2 separate regions of the Homo sapiens genome follow, and region 2 is linked to region 1. Evidence: chromatin contacts called from ENCODE Hi-C data. All regions are on one chromosome and are shown on one strand. Each heading gives the region's core, a stretch centred on a gene start or an enhancer-like site at or near the end of the contact. The rest is flanking DNA. Distances are from core to core; before and after follow the strand shown.

What was found. A loop is a pair of places that touch in the nucleus more often than their neighbours do. Pooled maps may share reads with other maps.
Region 2: a map with no recorded cell type shows a loop between it and region 1 (7-fold over the local background). The contact joins the enhancer-like site here to the promoter of PPP1R17 in region 1. A Hi-C loop is called at or near these places in 3 of 37 single-sample maps with no recorded cell type and 2 of 50 pooled maps.

The regions. Positions count from the first base shown.
Region 1 is chr7:31,685,227-31,689,043 of GRCh38, reverse strand. It overlaps PPP1R17 (protein phosphatase 1 regulatory subunit 17), which reads right to left and starts at 1,829. Exons shown (of 5, transcript NM_006658.5): 1 at 1,738-1,829. It also overlaps a transcript of PDE1C not described here.
Region 2 is chr7:31,888,759-31,892,575 of GRCh38, reverse strand. All of the region lies in intron 2 of PDE1C (phosphodiesterase 1C), which reads left to right. Among named protein-coding and RNA genes, the nearest start is that of PDE1C, 180 kb to the left of the region's middle. Within about 2 kb of position 2,100, at least 2 of the 41 ENCODE cell types and tissues checked have a DNase peak (open chromatin) inside an H3K27ac peak, as active enhancers do.

The DNA of each region.
Region 1 (3,817 bases), core at 580-3,079:
ATTATTTCTGCAGCAAAACTATGAATATTCACACTAAGTGACATAAAGACAAACCACAAAAAATTCACATTCTTTCAGGTCAGGCTTTGCTACCAAATGAGTTTGTGTTGAACTTAACAACAAACCTTTTGGTTTTCAAAATGTTTCAGATTTCTTAATTAGAGAATGAAAGAGTATTGATCGAATTACTCTTCTGGTTGTGGTTGTTTGACAGAATGTAGGTATTCAGTGTAGTATGCAAGAGACCAAGAGATATGATTTCAGGGTTTGAGAAAGGATTTCAGGATTTCAGATTTTAAACTCTTGTAACTTCCTCTTACTAATCCTTACCTTCCTTTTCACAAGGGACAAAACCTTTCTTTTTACAGAGAGATACTTGTAAATGCAAATACCACTAAGAGCAGCAATATGTAAATTGATGTCACAATACACAGGGATTGTTAATGACAAAGGTCACCTTCTCTTTTGAGAACAGGAACTGAAAGGGGGAAGGAACTGGGTGCCAGAAAAGGGACCCCACTATATTGCAGAAAGGCAGGCACACCAGCGGAGCTGAAACACATTAGTTGGTTCAGTGTGTGGTCAGAAGCTGGTCTGGATTTTTTGTCTTTTCTCTTATCATTGAGCGGTTTTCTCAGTTGGATGTGAGAATATGCGGTTTAAATTATGGGAAGAAAATTCCTCTCAACTTTAAGATTGGATGCTGTGAGTCAATATAAGGTAGAAGCCAACGTTTGGCTGCTTGTACCACTCTCTAGCTGGGTGAACTTGGGACAGTTATCTGTTCTCTCAAAAATTTAGTTTTCAAATCTGTTAAATGGGGGAAGATAGTGGCTCTTCTCCAGGGTTGTTGAGAGTATTACCCATAGAATGTGCATGGAGTCCCGAGCCCAGGTCCTACACACTGATATTTTCGTGAGTGTGAGGGACCTTCTTGGATCTTTCAGTCCTCCATTTGTGATTATATGTCTATCTAAATTGATCTATCAGAATTATCTCTTTATCCCATCTCTGGCCTTCTCTGAAGCTGGTAATGAGATGAGAATAGTTCAAGACAAAAACCAACCCATTTCTAAATCTTGGGAACATAATAGAACTGATTCTCAGAAGCGAGTTGACACTTAGCTTACCATACGGTATTCTGAAGAATATCCCCCAAAGTAATCAGGTCTTGATTTACTGGATGGAATAAAAGGGTAGAAGGTTGTATCCACAGCCTATGTGGTATCTCGTTAATGCACCCTCTGGCTATGTAAAATACATATTCATTGTCAAACCTCTTTTTAACCAGAGGATTGAATTCAGGTCAAAAAGTACCGTCTTTTAAAATCAGATTTGTTCATTTAGAAAACCTAAATTGGCAGTATTCCTGGAGGAGAGACTGACTTAAAGTAGGGCATGGAGAATGTGTTTTGAGAAGCATACTTTCTGTACTTTCCCCAGCCTTGGAAGATAAACCTCTCTATCCTGTGTGAATATGCAGATACACCAACTTCATCTTGAAACTTTGCAAATGAGTTTGTGAGGGTTCAGTCTTTTACAGAACTCCATTCCCTCCCTTGGAAGAATGACTTGAAAGTGGTAACTTTTTCTGCTGTCCACTCGGCCCCAGCTTAGCCTTGCTCCATAAAGCACAACCCCGTGCCACCAGCTACAGCCTTCTTTGTCCCAGTAACTGACTGGAAACTTGCTTTTCTCACCACAAAAGTTCTTGGAGTAAAAATCTGAAGCACTTACCAATCAGCGCAGATGCAGGGAAGCGAAGGCGAGAGACAGGGAGGGCGTGTGTGCTCACCGAGGCTGGGCCTGGCTCCTCTGCGGCAGTGGCTGCTGCTGGCCGGCTCCAGCTCCTCTTATCTAGGGACCAGCTGCTGCTGTTGCCATGGGGATGCTCTGTTTCACAGGCACCAGGGCAAGGGGGATGGAGAAGGAAAGAGGACTAACATCTCCATCGCTGCTCTCCACGGCAATCATTGTACATTACAAAAGTACAGTATAGAGTCGTGCTTTGAGTTTCCGGTGTGCACACCAGAGAAATTCAGACAAACCAGCTACATCATTGAATTCCCATGCGATAGATTTTTTTTGGCCTGATTTTGTAAATATGGAAACTGAGGCACAAGAAGTTAAGTGATATGCCCAAGAGAGGCCACAGCTAATTTCGACTCTCAAAGCTATTTAAGTTTAAATCCAGAGTACTTTCAATCACTATTGCTGCTTCTCAAAGTACTATCATGAGGAGGAAGAGAAGGGTAGCTACTGCTAACATTTATGTAAGGCTACCAAAATGCCAGACACTCTTCTAGAGACTTCACACATATCTACTTACTTAACCCTCAGGCCAACCTTGTGAGATGAGCTACAGTCATCATCCCATTTTATTGATGAGGAAGCTGGGGCTCAAGAGTTACCAAATCATCTGACCAAGGTCTCCCCACATGGTGAAGCTAGGGTTTGAATGGGGTAATGAAATGCTAGGGTCCACGCTTGTAACCACTTTGCAATACCTCTCAGCAAAGAGAGCATTTCAAACAGCACATAGCAAAGAAAGCAGCCCCCAACTCTATAGGTTATAGTGTGCAGGCCAGAAAAAATTTCCTCCTTCAAAGGAACAAAGCCAAATGTACCAATATTAGGAATACGTAGGCACTCAAGAGTGGATGTTTAAGCAAGGTGGGAGAGGCGGGAGACATGCTGTCTTTTGGAGAGGAAGGTTCTATGTTTTGGGTCTGCTCACTGGAGGAGAGCCCACTGGGGTTTGGAGGAGCAGCAGTTTTGACTCCAAAGCAGGAAGGCCAGTCTGGGAGATCAGGTAGGTATCAGGACCCACTAGAAGGGCTCCAGACCCCCTGATAGCAGCCAATGGACCACCCAGTGATGCCCAAGAAATATGTTCTCACAGAAGATACGTGAGCACCATCCACACATCCATATTTTTTCCAGTCTTACCTGAGGTTCCCTGCAGAGCAGGTCCCTGGCAACCCCTTGGTTTCAACTGCCTGCTTGCCACTGGCAATGTGTTTGTTGGTGCCTCCCTCCCACTTGCCAGGATCCCAAATAACAGGGCTAGAACCATAGTAAACTCACCAAGAGGTTGACTCCTAGGGTTAGACTTTTGCCATGGTAACAGATAAGCAGAGAATGGACTTCTTTGCCTGTTCCATTTTGTGTTGATCCTTATTGGGACCTCCTGGGAAGAGATGAGGGTTGCTGAAAGGTGATGCTCTTGTCTAGGAAGGGAAGGCCCTAGATGTTGAGGGACAGGGCCTAGAAGCAGGTCTGTGTTCAAAACTGCCTGCTTTATCTTCTTCATTTTTTAAATTTTATTTTATTTTCAGTGCTGGGACACATGTGCAGGACGTGCAGGTTTGTTACATAGGTAAACGTGTGCCATGGTGGTTTGCTGGACCTATCAACCCATCACCTAGGCATTAAACCCTGCCTTACTTTATCTTCTTAACAACAGCCTTGTTGGCCAATGAGTTAGCAGCATCTTCAGTCCACACTTGAGTGGAAAAGATATACTTTCCTTCTGAAATCCTTGAATTCTTCTTTTGAATTAAACTGTTTTGAGGTAATAGATCTACATGTCGTTGTGAGGGATAATACAGGGAGATCTCCTATACGTAAGCAGTTATATCCAATGGTAACATCTTATGAAACTATCCTACAATATCAAAACCAGTATGTTGATATTTACATGAATATATACAGAACATTTCTGTCACCACAAGCCTCCCTTATCTTGCCGTTATATAGCCATGCCCCCCTCCGTTCCTTCCTAACCTCCTGCTCCCAATCACTTTTTAAACTCGGC
Region 2 (3,817 bases), core at 851-3,350, 200 kb before region 1:
CCATAGTGAAGCCACCCTCAAATTGAAACAAACTTCTGAGAATGAACTGAAAAAGGAGAGGGAAGATGCAAATCGTGCTTCATATCTTAGAGTCCCAGGGGATCACTGCCAGTAGAGGTGTAATTAGTGAGCCTTTAGTAAAGTCACTGGGATTCTTTTTCTCTCACCGTTTTAGTGTGGTGACCATTTGCTAGCATCTGAGTTTCTTCAGTTGATCCTGAGAACCTCCATTTGTCTTTCCCAGGGTTTCCTCAAGGCATGAGTCTGGTTCTCACCAAGCTCCAAGCATCACTGATTATAGCCCTCACTGGATGCTCTCCAAAGTCATCAGACACAGTTAGTAGCTCACTGGTGAACATTTACCCCTAACTCTCTTACTGCTGCTGAGGCCAAGCCGAAGGATCTGGAGGACACTAAGTAGACCACTATTTAAGAACAGAGAGACACTTATAAAACCAGCTGGGGAAAGGACAACTATGTCCAGCCTTTTGTCATCAATATTCCATTGAGCTGGATAACTGTGTCCCACTTTTTAAAACTAAATGTTTAATTTTGAGATAATTGTAGAGTCACATTATTGTAAGAAATAATACAGAGGAATTCCCATGTACCCTTTACCCATTTTCTTCCAATGGAAACATTTTGAAAAACTACAGGACAATTTCACAACCCAAGATACTGATATTAGCATAATCTACCAATCTTATTCAGAGCCCTCCAGTTTTATTGTACTCACGTGTGTGTGTGTGTGTGTGTGTGTGTGTGTGTGTATGAATGCATTTGGTTCTGTGCAACATAATTGCAAGTGTAGGTTTGTACAACCACCACCACAGTCAAGGTATAGAATAGTTCACCAGTAGGTTCCCTTTGTTGCCCTTCTTACACGTGTCTCCCTCTTCCTCTCCCTTCTCTCCAATCCCTGTAAACCCCTAATCTTGTCCTCCATTTTAAGAATATTACATAAATGGAATCATATAGTATATAACCTTTTGGGATTGGCTTTCTTCACTCAACATAATTCCCATGAGAACTGTCTCATTTTTGTCAAAATGCTTGGGAGATTATCTGATAATTAGGATGATTACGTTTCTTAGTTTTAAAGGATTTTAAAGTTAGAAAGTATCTTTAATATACAACATTCCATTTGACTCTTTCAAAGGAGCAGAAAGTAAAGGTTTAAAGGAAAAAACAAGTATTGGTGATAGGATTGCATTTTCTAGGTGGGGCAGAGATTGGCTGGATCTCCACTAAAACCACCACCTCTTCCTCTTGAGCCTACCACAGGACTGTGTTTTCCAGCTTCTCTCTTGGAAAGACGTAGTTAGGTGACTATGGCTTCTGGACAATTGGAAGTGACCAGGAGCAATCAGTTCCAGTTCCAGTCTGGTTCATAAAAACCTCTCGCACATGTCCTTTTGCATCCCTTTTCCTTCTGTGACAATCTTGGAAACCCATGGTGAACTTAGAGGAGCCACAAGGTGGGACAGACAACCCCTATTTAGCTCTCCAGGATTTCTTGACATTTAGAGTTCTGAGTCACAGGAGGTGTGGGAGCAGCTACTGTGCGCCTGGAGGAAGTGGAGTGGAGGGAAACAATAGCAGACTCCAACAGTTCCTTTCCCATCATTTCCTCCCCAGTGTGGTGGGGCTGCCTCCTGTCCCAGACCAAGAAGATGCACTGTCTTCACACACACATTCAAAGCGGCAGCCTCAGGTCACCTTAGAGGTTTCTCACGGTTTTCTTTGAGGTTTTTTTCCTATAATTTTTCTTGAGTTAATCTTAAGAAAGGGAACTGTGCCAATTCAGCATCTTGTTAGCCATTATTTGAAGGTTTTTAATCTATGAATTAATTTATTTATTTCTGTTATTATAAAAGAAAAAAGAAGTAGAAATGAGAAAAATGTAACCTTAGGTTTATCTTACCAAAACTTATATTTGTAGTATGGTAGAATTCCTGTGATTTTGCTGGCTGAGGGAGCTTTAGCTCCTCTGGATAATCATACCAACATGATGCAATTGAGGTTGAATGAGGAACTAAATTCAGAAAAGGAAAGCAAAGGAGTCACGGGACCGGGTTGACTATGAAGACATGGAAAGATGTGTCTTGACGTGTCTAGGCATGGGTTGCAACCTTCCTAAATCTTCCTGCAAACTTGCTTCTCATTTCTGCTCAGCTTCCTGTTCTCATTAGTGCCATTCAAAGATGTTTTTAGTTCTTCTCATTTCTTTGGTCTATTAAGACAGATGTTGAAGTGGCATGTTTATCAGCAGGCAGAAGTGACAGTGATTCTTTCCACATGAATAGCTGCAAATGAACACTGGCTTCTGGAACTTACCTCTTGGTAGTCTGTCAGGATCTTAACTGCTTCCCTCTCCCCAGTCCCCAGCATGGCCTGGGGTGGATTCTGAATGATGCTCTGGGTTGTATTTTTCATTCTTTTTTATTTCTTCACCCAGAAGAACAAGTGGGTTTTCATAATAACATCCTTTCCCAATAAGGTCTGCTCGCCTACAAACTTTGGAGAGAGAATGTTTACCTTCACGAAAGATTTTCTTAGCATAATTTGGAATCTTACTCTAAAAAAAAATCCGCTATGTCCTTTTAACAAAATGTGTGAGTTGATTGGCAATAAAAACAGGGGATAAACTGGTTTTTAAGAAACACTTATTTATAAGGCCAAGAATGACTGTTAGGGAGCTCCTTTCTAAAGTACTGCATTTGATAAGAAGTGCAAAGGAACAAAGTCAATATTATTGCTCAAAATGGATTAAAACTTTAACCCTGAGTCGTAACACCTTCTAGAGTACCATAAGAATAGAAGGCTTCTTTTGGACTTGACAGTGCATTTTGGCTGGTGTTCCCATGCAGTGAGCTGACACACTCACTTTGGACACACAGTTGCCCACATACTCTCACACCCACAAACATATATCCCCAAAGGAGATTCACTCTGTAGAGCAGAACAAGGAGGAGACTGAGCATGCAGGGCTCCTCTGTGGCATAGCTTCACGAAAACCAAAGGAATGGAAATATTCATCAGAAAATCCATGGCAACCAAGACAGAGTATGCAGTGATGCCCTTGACTGGGTATCCAAAGAGTGGGTCCCTGCATGTGGAATGGAACAATCACATGTAGAATAGGATAGTTCAAAAACAACTTACATTGCCTGTTTTCTTTTTTCTTGTAGCATGTTTTCTTGTCCACTTATGTTGTGCTTATATGAATATAAAAATACATATGCACATCCTCACACATACCAGCTGGATGTTGAAAGGAAGAGAGTTGGAATAGTGAAGTGGTAGAGGGACATGGGACCAGAATTAAATGCTTTATAATAAGTCTTGATATGTAGGATAGTAACAACAGTTTTGTTGTTTTACCACATCAACTATATTTCATTCTTCACATTTCTAAGTAAATTTTAGAATCGGTTTCCACCAAATGACTTGTGGTGAATTTGTTTGTAATTTAATCTACAGGTGAATTTAGGGAGAATTCATATTTCTAAATGTTGAGTGTTAAAATTCATGAGCATGGATTCTTCTTCCATTATTTAGGTCATTTAAACTTCTCTCAATAATATCTTACCATTTTCCATGTAGATGATTTTATATATTTTGTAAGATTTATTCCTAGAAACTGTTTCGTTTTGATGTTTCTGTGAATGGTACCATTTTCTAATTGTTTATTGCTGTTTATCAAGTGGCATTGCTAAATTCACCTCTTAATTAGAATAACTTATTTGCTGCTTTTTAAAGATATTATTTTTTTCCAGTCCTATGTCTATTATTTCTTCTTTCTTTGTTGAACTGG